Linked DNA regions of Homo sapiens: region 2 is linked to region 1. Evidence: read pairs that join two places in POLR2A ChIA-PET (ENCODE). Cell type or tissue: OCI-LY7. All regions are shown on one strand.

Evidence for each region. ChIA-PET counts read pairs that join two places held together with the same protein. Peaks named below come from ENCODE experiments on the same cell type or tissue, not always from the same donor. Only the 100,000 strongest peaks of a DNase experiment are listed, where the experiment ranks them.
Region 2: POLR2A ChIA-PET joins it to region 1 with 5 read pairs; 2 of 35 experiments call an interaction of 5 or more read pairs at or near these places.

The regions. Positions count from the first base shown.
Region 1 is chr17:38,654,576-38,659,575 of GRCh38, reverse strand. No RefSeq gene overlaps it. Among named protein-coding and RNA genes, the nearest start is that of EPOP, 18 kb to the left of the region's middle. RefSeq lists enhancers at 371-870, 2,286-2,580. In OCI-LY7, no CTCF peak of the experiment used is centred here; DNase peaks (open chromatin) are centred at 2,065 and 2,355; H3K4me3 peaks cover 2,029 bases; H3K27ac peaks cover 1,355 bases.
Region 2 is chr17:39,882,216-39,887,215 of GRCh38, reverse strand. No RefSeq gene overlaps it. Among named protein-coding and RNA genes, the nearest start is that of ZPBP2, 17 kb to the right of the region's middle. In OCI-LY7, no CTCF peak of the experiment used is centred here; no DNase peak of the experiment used is centred here.

The DNA of each region.
Region 1 (5,000 bases):
AGTAATGCCCCTCCCTCCATCCCTTCCTCCTCTACATTAACCTTGGCATAAAGAGAAGCTGCAGGTAGCCTCTGAGGGGCTTCTCCCCTTGGTAGGGACAAGGACTGAGAGGCATCTGACCAGAAGCGGGAGGGAGGGCTGGGTTTAGTTAAGACGAAGGTGTGGGCACCTATTTCTAGATCTTGCCAGGGATGTGGGAAGGGGCAGCCTGCATTGTTTTCTGCATTCCTCTGGGCAAGGACACAATAGGGCCAGGGCACTCTGCCTAGGGACCTGGCTGCATCAAAAGGACCTCCAGTGCCAGGAGGGAGAACCCTTCCTCCTCTGGACCCTGAGTGCTCCATTCAGGGAGACATCGGTTTGTCTGTTCCCCCAGCGCTGAATGCTCCTTGATCTGAGGTCCGTAAGTCCCAGACCCATAACCCACCGCATCGCCTGTGTATAATGGGAGCGGGGAGTGTAAATGCCAGGATCCACATGGGCAGTGGGCCAGCCCCCGTGCCAAGCCTCTTTGGGGGAGGAAGTGCTCTCCCCACCCCAGCCTCGCGCCCACCCTGCCTCCAGCTTCCCACTTCCTCCTCCATCTGAGCCTTGCAGCAGCAGCACCTCCTCTCTGGGGCCCAGCCAAGTAGCACTCAGCCCACGGCAGGCAGGCTCACAGCAGCCACAGAGCAGCCTTGCTCCCCGGCACCTGCTCCTCTCCTCTCCCAGCCTCCTCCGGACCCTCCCTTCCTGTCTTCTGCAACCTGGAGTTTGCACGGAGAGCCCCCTGTCATGTCTGGGGCTCTGTGTTGGGTGCCTGGTTGGTCCAGTTGGTCCAAGTCCTGATGAGCTCTATGTCACCCTGAGCAAATGTGGCCATCACCTCTGTTAGTCCTTTCTGAGTTCCAAGTCAGTCCAGACCCCTGTGGCCACTGTGGGTTCCATGTCACTCTGGACCAAAACGGGCACCACTTCAGTCTAATCCCTGTGGGCTCTGTGATTTCCTGAAGCAACATGGGCGCCCTATCATTCAGTCCCACCCCACCAGGCTCCATGTCACTCCAGGCCCTGTGAGCCCTGTCTCAGTGTGGGCTGCTACAGGCTCCCTGACACCCTGGGCTGGGTTCTGTGTTGGTTTGGGCCAAGTTAGGTGTCCTATAGTTCTAATTCCATGACAGGCTGGACACTGTGGACAGACACCATCTTGATCAGCACCGTGGACCTCCCCTTAGGCCAGACGCCTTTGGGCTCAGCCTCTGATCCCACTCTGGACTCTTGTGGGTCCTGTGTTCGCCTGAGCCAAAGGGAGCTCCGTGTTGCTCTAGCTCCTTGTAGTCCCTCGCCACTTTATGGGGGCCGGGAGGCCAGCAGCACTGGCATCACCTGAGTCTTGCTAGTAATGCAGACTCTTAGGCCCCACTCCAGGCCTCCCTAATCGGAATTGCATTTACCAACAAGATCCTAGACGATCCTGGCACATGTACAAGTTTAAGAAGCGCCATCATCAAATGCATGCTGACCTGAATCAAGGCAGGAACCTTGCTGACCTAATTCCACGTGAGCTCCATGACACCTGGGCCAGTGTGGTGACAAGAGACACCCCCCCCCCGCCCCGTGCCCCATGTGAGTGGAGGTGTTCTCCCTCTAGACACCCCTACTCCTGCCACACAGGTCTATGCCTCTCCTCTGTCTCCCCTTCTTTTCTTCCACTCGGAGGCCTTGCCTCTAACCAACTTCCTTCTCCAAAACCAATGCCCATTCCCCTGCCCAGCGTGTCTGGCACCCCCTGCACAGAATCCAAGCACAAAGGGCTTTTGTCATCCCTCACTCTGAGCCTGGCTCTGGGGCTCCTCTTGACCCTCCCTCCCGGCCAGCCTCCTGCCGCCACCTCAGGCCACCCCAGCTGGAGGCTGCTGCGGTACTTTTCCATCCCTGCTGTTCTCTGCCTTACACACACATTGCACAGATAGATCCAAAGTCTATATCTATATATACCTCTCACCCCCCCACCCCCGGACGTCGTGCGTCTCGTTTGCCAGGCTGTGGTCGTGCAGTCTGTCGCTCGTTAAGGCTCTGTCTCAGATTTGCATGTTTAATATTTTATCCAGGAAGTGCTTCTGGCTGGGGCTCCGGGAGGTGGTGTGAAGCCGACAGAATGTCAGGCCCCGGAATGGTTGCTCACGGGTGGTGGCGGTGGGATGAGCGTCTGCGGGACTGGGGATGGTGACGCCAGTTCCTGGCTGCTTGTCTGGGCTTCAGCATTGGGGTGGGGTGGCAGGAGGTGGGCTTGGGGAGAACATGTTGGAGATCAGCTCCCCCAGCTGCACGGACAGCTTCCCTTCTTTGGGCCACATGGCTATCAGAAGGAGGGGCCCCGAATTTGAACTTACTTTTTAGGTTCAGCAGCTCCACTAGGTCTTAGTCACTTCCGTGTCCGGGGATTTTCCAGGAGGAAGAAGCCCTTTGACTCCATGGGGAAATGGCGGTAACTCATCCTCTTCCTGGTTCACCCTGTACCCGGGACAAACCATGTAGGAGAACAGAGTGGGAAACAGAAAATGGGCTGCCACGGTGTGACCTTGGGGAGCCATTGAGCTCTTCTTTTTCTTTTTTTTTTTTTTTGAGACAGAGTCTTGCTTTGTCGCCCCGGCTGGAGTGCAGTGGCGCCATCTCAGCTCACTGCAACCTCCACTTCCCGGGTTCAAGCAATTCTCTGCCTCAGCCTCCTGAGTAGCTGGGATTACAGGCACTCACCACCATGCCCAGCTAATTTTTGTATTTTCAGTACAGATGGGGTTTCACCATCTTGGCCAGAGTGGTCTCAAACTCCTGACATCAGGTGATCCGCCCGCCTCGGCCTCACCTCCCAAAGTGCTGGGATTACACCGTGTCTAGCCAAGGCCAAGGTCTTTTTTTTTTTTTTTTTTTTTTTTGAGACGGAGTCTCGCTCTGTCACCCAGGCTGGAGCGATCTCAGCTCACTGCAAGCTCCGCCTCCCGGGTTCACGCCATTCTCCTGCCTCAGCCTCCCAAGTAGCTGGGACTACAGGCACCTGCCACCGTGCCCAGCTAATTTTTTTTTATTTTTAGTAGAGATGGGGTTTCACCATGTTGGCCAGGCTGGTCTCGATCTCCTGACCTCTTGATCCGCCCACCTCGGCCTCCCAAAGTGCTGGGATTACAGGCATGAGCCTTTTTTTTTTTTTTCTGAGATGGAGTCTCTCTCTGTTGCCCAGACTGGAGTGCAGTGGTGTTATCTCAGCTCACTGCAGCCTCCACTTCCTGAGTTCAAGTGATTCTCCTGCCTCAGCCTCCCAAGTAGCTGGGATTACAGGCACGTACCACCACGCCTGGCTAATTTTTGTAGAGATGGGGTTTCATTATGTCGGCCAGGCTGGTCTTGAACTCCTGACCTCAGGTGATCCTCCCACCTCAGCCTCCCAAAATACTAGGATTACAGGCATGAGCCACTGCGCCCAGTGTATTGAGCTCTTTGGGTTCCTGTGGGTGACAGGAGAGGACCACAAGCATCTTTACCCTCGCTGCCCCCCAGCATGTTAGAGACCTGAGTCAGTGGCAGGCACTACAGAGCACTGAAGAAATCCCTTCTGTTCCCAGATATTTGTAAATAACTCAGCGGGCAGGAGGGGGAAAGGAGGGAGAAAGATGAGGCTCTGGCCCAAGGGCAGATGGAATTATCTGAAGATGGAGAAAGGGAGGCGGGGAGCAGACAGACACAGGCCTTTCATTCTGACCCTTGCCAGGCATGAAGTGCCTGATTGTGCTTGTGTCCAGAGGGCTCAGTGGGGCCTGGAGGTCAGAGGGAGAAGGGATTGCCTGCTCCATCCCCCAGGTCCCTCGGGAACAAGCTCTCCACACAATTCTGCTGCCGTCTGGTGGGGGTCAGACAGAAAGGGATTCTTTTTTTTTTTTTTTTTTTTGAGATGGAGTCTCGCTCTGTCACCAAGGCTGGAGTACAGTGGCGCAGTCTTGGCTCAATGCAACCTCTGCCTCCCGGGTTCAAGCAATTCTTGTGCCTCAGCCTCCCGAGTAGCTGGGATTACAGGCGTGCCACCACGCTGGCTAATTTTTGTGTGTGTGGGTATATATATATATATATAGTTTTTTTTTTTTTGTAGAGATGGGGATTTACCATGTTGTTCAGGCTGGTTTTGAACTCCTGACCTCAAATGATCCACCTGCCTGGGCCTCCCAAAGTGCTGGGATTATAGGTGTGAGCCACCACGCTCACCCAGAAAGGGCTTCTTAGCAACAGAGGGGGCATGGCCCCAGGTCCCACTCTCCCCACCCCTTGCTGAGTTTCAGGGCCTGGAGGTTTATCTGTGCAGAATTTCTGGAGTCAGCCCTGGTTGGGGCAGGAGCAGACGAAGGGGGTGTGAGTGGGAGGATGTATGTGATTATCTCTCAGCCTGCAAAGGGGACCTCCTCCTACCTCAGACAGTTCCACATTTGCTCCCAGCTGCTCCTCCCCCAGGTGCCAAGTTGGGAAGTTCTTCCCGGCGTCTAGCTTCAGCTCTTTCCACTGCCACTGCAGTGCGATTACTCTCTGTTCTGCTATTTGGGGGCCGGAGGGGAGGCAGTTAGGGATCTTCACGTCCTGGGGTTTGTGCCTGATGTGGAAGCCAGGAGTTCAGTCTCCCTCTCCTGTTCGTTCTCTGCCCACATCCATACAGCAATGAGCCCCTATGTAAAGGGATGCCCTCCTGCCGGCACCCCACCATCCACCAGTGACAAGGAGTTAGGAAGCTTAAAGGGCCTCCAAACCGCCGACACCACCAAACCCTGCACCGAAGTACAGGCATTTTATAAGAGGGTGCCCTCTGCTCCTCACAATTCCCTCCATCTAGGTCAGTGGTTTGCGAACGCCTTTCGGGACTTTTTGTACACTTGGGACTTTTTGTTCAAAGATATCATGCAGAAGCAGAGAGAAACAAAACCAAGAACAGCCAAGCTGCTGTGGGGCCACTGAGGGCTGGGGCAGGGCGACCTGCCGCCTCC
Region 2 (5,000 bases), 1.2 Mb before region 1:
AGATCCTGTCTCAAAAAAAAAAAAAAAAAGAAAAAGAAAAAGAAAAAAGAAAAAAAGTAAATTGTAACAAAAATGTGGTTCCATGCTAAAATTAGCAGTAGCAGACAATACATTTATGGAAGAAACTGATCAGTGTGGGTAGAAGTGTTGTGAATAACGTGGAAACAAAGATGGAAGGGCATTCTACATATGAGGAATAAGTGTAGTCTGTCTAGGAGAAAGCAAGATGAGTCTTGTTACAGAAAAGGGTTCAAACTGAAAAGACCTTTACATTCTTAGAGCTGGAAGAGAACTTAAGAGATTTAGTCCAATCTGTCCCCCAGTGTAGAATGATAGGAATCAAGGTGGAAAGGTCAATGGAAACCAGACCGTAGAAGGCTTTGGATGCCAATTTTGGGTTTAATCTTTTATGCCAGGGGTTGCCAGCCTCTTTTCCCCTCCTTTAGGAAGCTTTTTTTTTAAGACTTCCCCCCACAATTGCCTTCCCATGAAATTTTAATACCACAGATAAACTGTGTATCTGCTTGTGTAACGTGTGATCCTTTTTTTGTGTGTGTGACAGAGTCTCCCTGTTGACCAGGCTGGAGTGCAGTGGCACAATCTTGGCTCACTGCAACCTCCACCTGCCGAGTTCAAGTGACTCTCTTGCCTCAGCCTCCCAAGTAGCTGGGATTACAGGTGTGCGCCACCAAGCCCAGCTAGTTTTTGTATTTTTAGTAGAGACAGGGTTTCACCACGTTGGCCAGGCTAGTCTCAAACTCCTGATCTCAGGTGATCTGCCCGCCTTGGCCTCCCAAAGTGCTCTGATTACAGGCATGAGCCATTGTGTCCAGACTCGTGTGACCCTTTGAAGAGCCACAAACATATGAAAAAATGCTCAACGTCACTAATCATCAGGGAAATGCAAATTAAAACCACAATGAGATAACACCTTACCCCAGCCAGAATGGTCATTATTAGAAAGTCAAAAGACAATAGATGTCAGTGTGGATGTGTTGAAAAGGGAACACTTATACACCGCTGGTGGGAATGTAAATTAGTACAACCTCTATGGAAAACAATAGCAGATTTCTCAAAGAACTAAAAGTAGACCAACCATTCAATCCAGCAATCCCACTACTGGGTATCTACCCAAAGGAAAAGAAGTCATTATATGAAAAAGACACCTGCACGCATATGTTGTTTGTTTGTTTGTTTGGAGATGGGGTCTCACTCTGTCATCCAGACTGGAGTGCAGTGGCATGATCATGGCTCACTTCAGCCTCTGCCTCCCAGACTCAAGTGATCCTCCCACCTCAGCCCCCTAGAAGGAGCTGGGACTACAGGTGTAAGCCACCAAGCCTGGATAATTTTTTGTATTTTTGGTAGAGACGGGGGTTTGCCACATTGCCCAGGCTGGTCTTGAACTCCTGAGCTCAAGCAATCCACCAGCCTTGGTCTCCCAAAGTGCTGGGATTACAGGGTGAGCCACTGCATCCAGCCAGCATGCATATGTTTATTGCAGCACAATTCACAGTTGCAAAGATATGGAACCAACCTAAGTGCCCCTCAACTGACAAGTAGATAAATAAAATGTGGCATGTATACACCATAGAATACTACTCAGCTATAGGAAAGAACAAAATAATGTATTTTGCAGTAACTTGGATGGAATTGGAGGTCACTATTCTAAGTGAAGTAACTCAGAAGTAAAAAACCAGGCTGGACACAGTGGATCATGGTTGTAATCCCAGCACTTTGGGAGGCGAAGGCAGGCAGATCACTTGAGGTCAGGAGTTTGAGACCAGCCTGGCCAACATGGCAGAACACTGTCTCTACTAAAACTACAAAAATTAACTGGGCATGGTGGCGCATGCCTGTAATCCCAGCTACTTGGGAGGCTGAGGCACGAGAATCACTTGAACCAGAGAGGCAGAGGTTGCAGTGAGCCGATATTGCACTACTGCACTCCAGCCTGGGCAAGTGAGACTCTGTCTTAAAAAACCAAAACCAAAAAAAAAAAAAAAAACCCAAATACTGGCTGAGTGTGGTGGCTCACACCTGTAATCCCAGAAATCTGGGAGCCCAATGTAGGTGGATCACTAGAGCTCAGAAGTTCGAGACCAGCCTGGGCAACATGGCAAAACCTGGCTCTACCAAAGAAAAAAAAAATTAGCTGGGTGTGATGGTGCATGCCTGTGGTCTCAGCTACTCAGGAGGCTGAGGTAAGACGATTGCTTGAGCCCAGGAGGTGAAGGCTGCAGTGAGCCGAGATCGTACCACTGCACTCTGGCCTGGGTAACAGAGCAAGACCCTGTCTCGAAACAAAAAAAACAAAACAAAACAAAACAAAATACCATATGTTCTCATAAGTATGAGCTAAATAATGAGTATGCAAAGGCATACAGAGTGGTATAATGCGTATGAGTATTGGAGACTCAGAAGAGGGGAAAGTGGAAGGGGGATGAGGGATAAAAAACTACATATTGGGTACAATGTACACTACTTGGGTGAGGGGTGCCCTAAAATTTCAGACTTCACCACTATACAATTCAACCATGAAACCAAAACCACTTGTACCCCTAAACCTATTGCAATAAAATTAAAATAAAATGCCTAAAAGTAGCATCAACATGTCATTAGAAGTAATAAATAGCTCTATGCCAGAGTAAAATTGTCTATTTCAAGAGACAAAACTGTAAATATATAACACACTTAGAAAACCACGGCAGGATACATAAGCAGTACTGGTAAAATTTAGCCCCCAATATGCGGTGGAATTAGAACTGCTTTATTTTGGAAAGATACAGTTTGAGTATCCCTAATTTGAAAATCTAAGATTTGAAACTTTTCTAAGTGTCAACATGATGTTCAAAGGAAATACTCATTGGAGCACTTTTGATTTCGGATTAGGGATGCATTTTTGATTTTTGCATTAGGGATGCTCAACCAGTAGATATAATGCAAATATTCCAAAATCTGAAATCTGAAACACTGCTGGCCCCAAGGTTTTTTGTCTTTTTTTTTTAAAGAGGGTCTTGCTCTGTCACTGAGGATGAAGTGAAGTGGCATAATCATAGCTCAGCCTGTGAGTAGCTGAGACTACAGGTACATGCCACCATACCTAGCTATTTAATTTTTTTTTTTTTGTAGAGACGGGGTCTCACTATGTTGCTCAGGCAGGTCTCAAACTCCTGGCCTCAAGTGATCCTCCTGCTTCAGCCTCCTGAAGTGCTGGGACTACAGATGTTAGCCACCATGCTTGGCCCCAAGTATTTTGAATAAGGGATACTCAACCTGTATGGTGATTGGAAAAAGTAATGAGATATATTTATCAATGTTAATTAGCAATCTGTTATAGTTATGCAGGAAACAAAGCCAGCTCACAGTGAAAATAAAACATCACTATCTTGACAGAAAGTCCTCATTTCAGAATAGCTACCTATCAGCAACTGGTTATCATTAGGTTAAAGGAAGAAAAAAAAGTATACCATGCTAACACTGATCAAAGGAAAGCTCGAGTAGCTATATTAATTTTGGACAAAGTAGATTTCTGAACAAGGAAAATTATCAGGGATGAAGAATGGTATTACATAATGATAAAGGGGTCAATTCTCCAGGAAGACATAACAGTCGTTTATAGGTGCCTAACAACAGAGCATCAAAATAGGTGGGTTAAAAACTAACAGAACTGCAAAGAGAAATAGACAAACCCATTATTATCCTTGGAAACATCAACACTCTTCTATCAGTGACGGACAAATGCAGCAGGCAGAAAATCGGTAAAGATATAGTTGAATTATGGCATCATCAATCAACTGGATCTAATTGACATTTACAGAATCTCCATCCACCAATAGCAGAATACATATTCTCCTAAAGCTCACATGAAACATTCACCAAGATAAACAACATTCTGGACATTGTTAACAGAGTACCTGAGCAAAAAATTTTTAAGAGATGCTTATGTTGCCCAGGCTGGTCTCAAACTCCTGGCCTTAAGCGATCCTCCTACCTCAGCCTCCCGAGTACTGATCACATTTAAAACAATAAAAGCAAGCCGGGCCTGGTGGCTCATGCCTGTAATCCCAGCATTTTGGGAGGCCGAGGCGGGCGGATTGCAAGGTCAGGAGTTCAAGACCAGCCTGGCCAGTATGGTGAAACCCTGTCTCTACTAAAAATACATAAAAATATTAGCCAGGCATGATGGCGGGCGCCTGTAGTCCTAGCTACTTGGGAGGCTGAGGCAGGAGACTCGCTTGAACCCGGGAGGCAGAGGTTGCAGTGAGCTGAGATTGCACCACTGCACTCCCTGTGGGCGACAGAGTGAGACTCCGTCTCAAAAAAAAAAAAAAAAAAAAATCCATACACAGTAAGCCTGAAGACCACAATGGAATTAGACTAAAAATCAATAATGGAAAGATAGCTGGAAAATTAAAAGATATTTGGAGATTAAACAATAGGCATCTAAATAACACATGGGTCAAAGAAATCTCAAAAGAAATTTTAAAATATTTTAAACTAAACAAAAATGAAAATACAACTTATAAAAACTTGTAGGATTCAGCAAATGTTTAGAGGGAAATTGATAGCATTGAATGCACATATCAGAAAATAGGAAAAATATAAAATCAATAATCTAAGCATGTGCCTTAGATTAGAGGTACAAGTTTCTGGAAACTACAGGAAGAAGAGCAACATAAACCTAAAGCAGGCAGAAAAAAAGAACTAATAAGAATTAGAGCAACAATCAATTAAATTGAAAGCAGGGAATCAACAGAGAAAATCAAGGAAACCAAAAGCTGGTTCTTAGAAAACATCAGTAAAATTGATAAAACTCTGGCCAGGCTAACCAAGAAAAAAAAGGGGAAGACACAAATTACTAATATCAGAAATAAAAGAGGGATTATCACTACTAAACATTAATGTCATTAATGACATTAAAAAGATAATAAAGGAATATTATAAATAATTCTATAATTTGATAATTGAGATGAAATGAACAAATTACTTAAAGGACA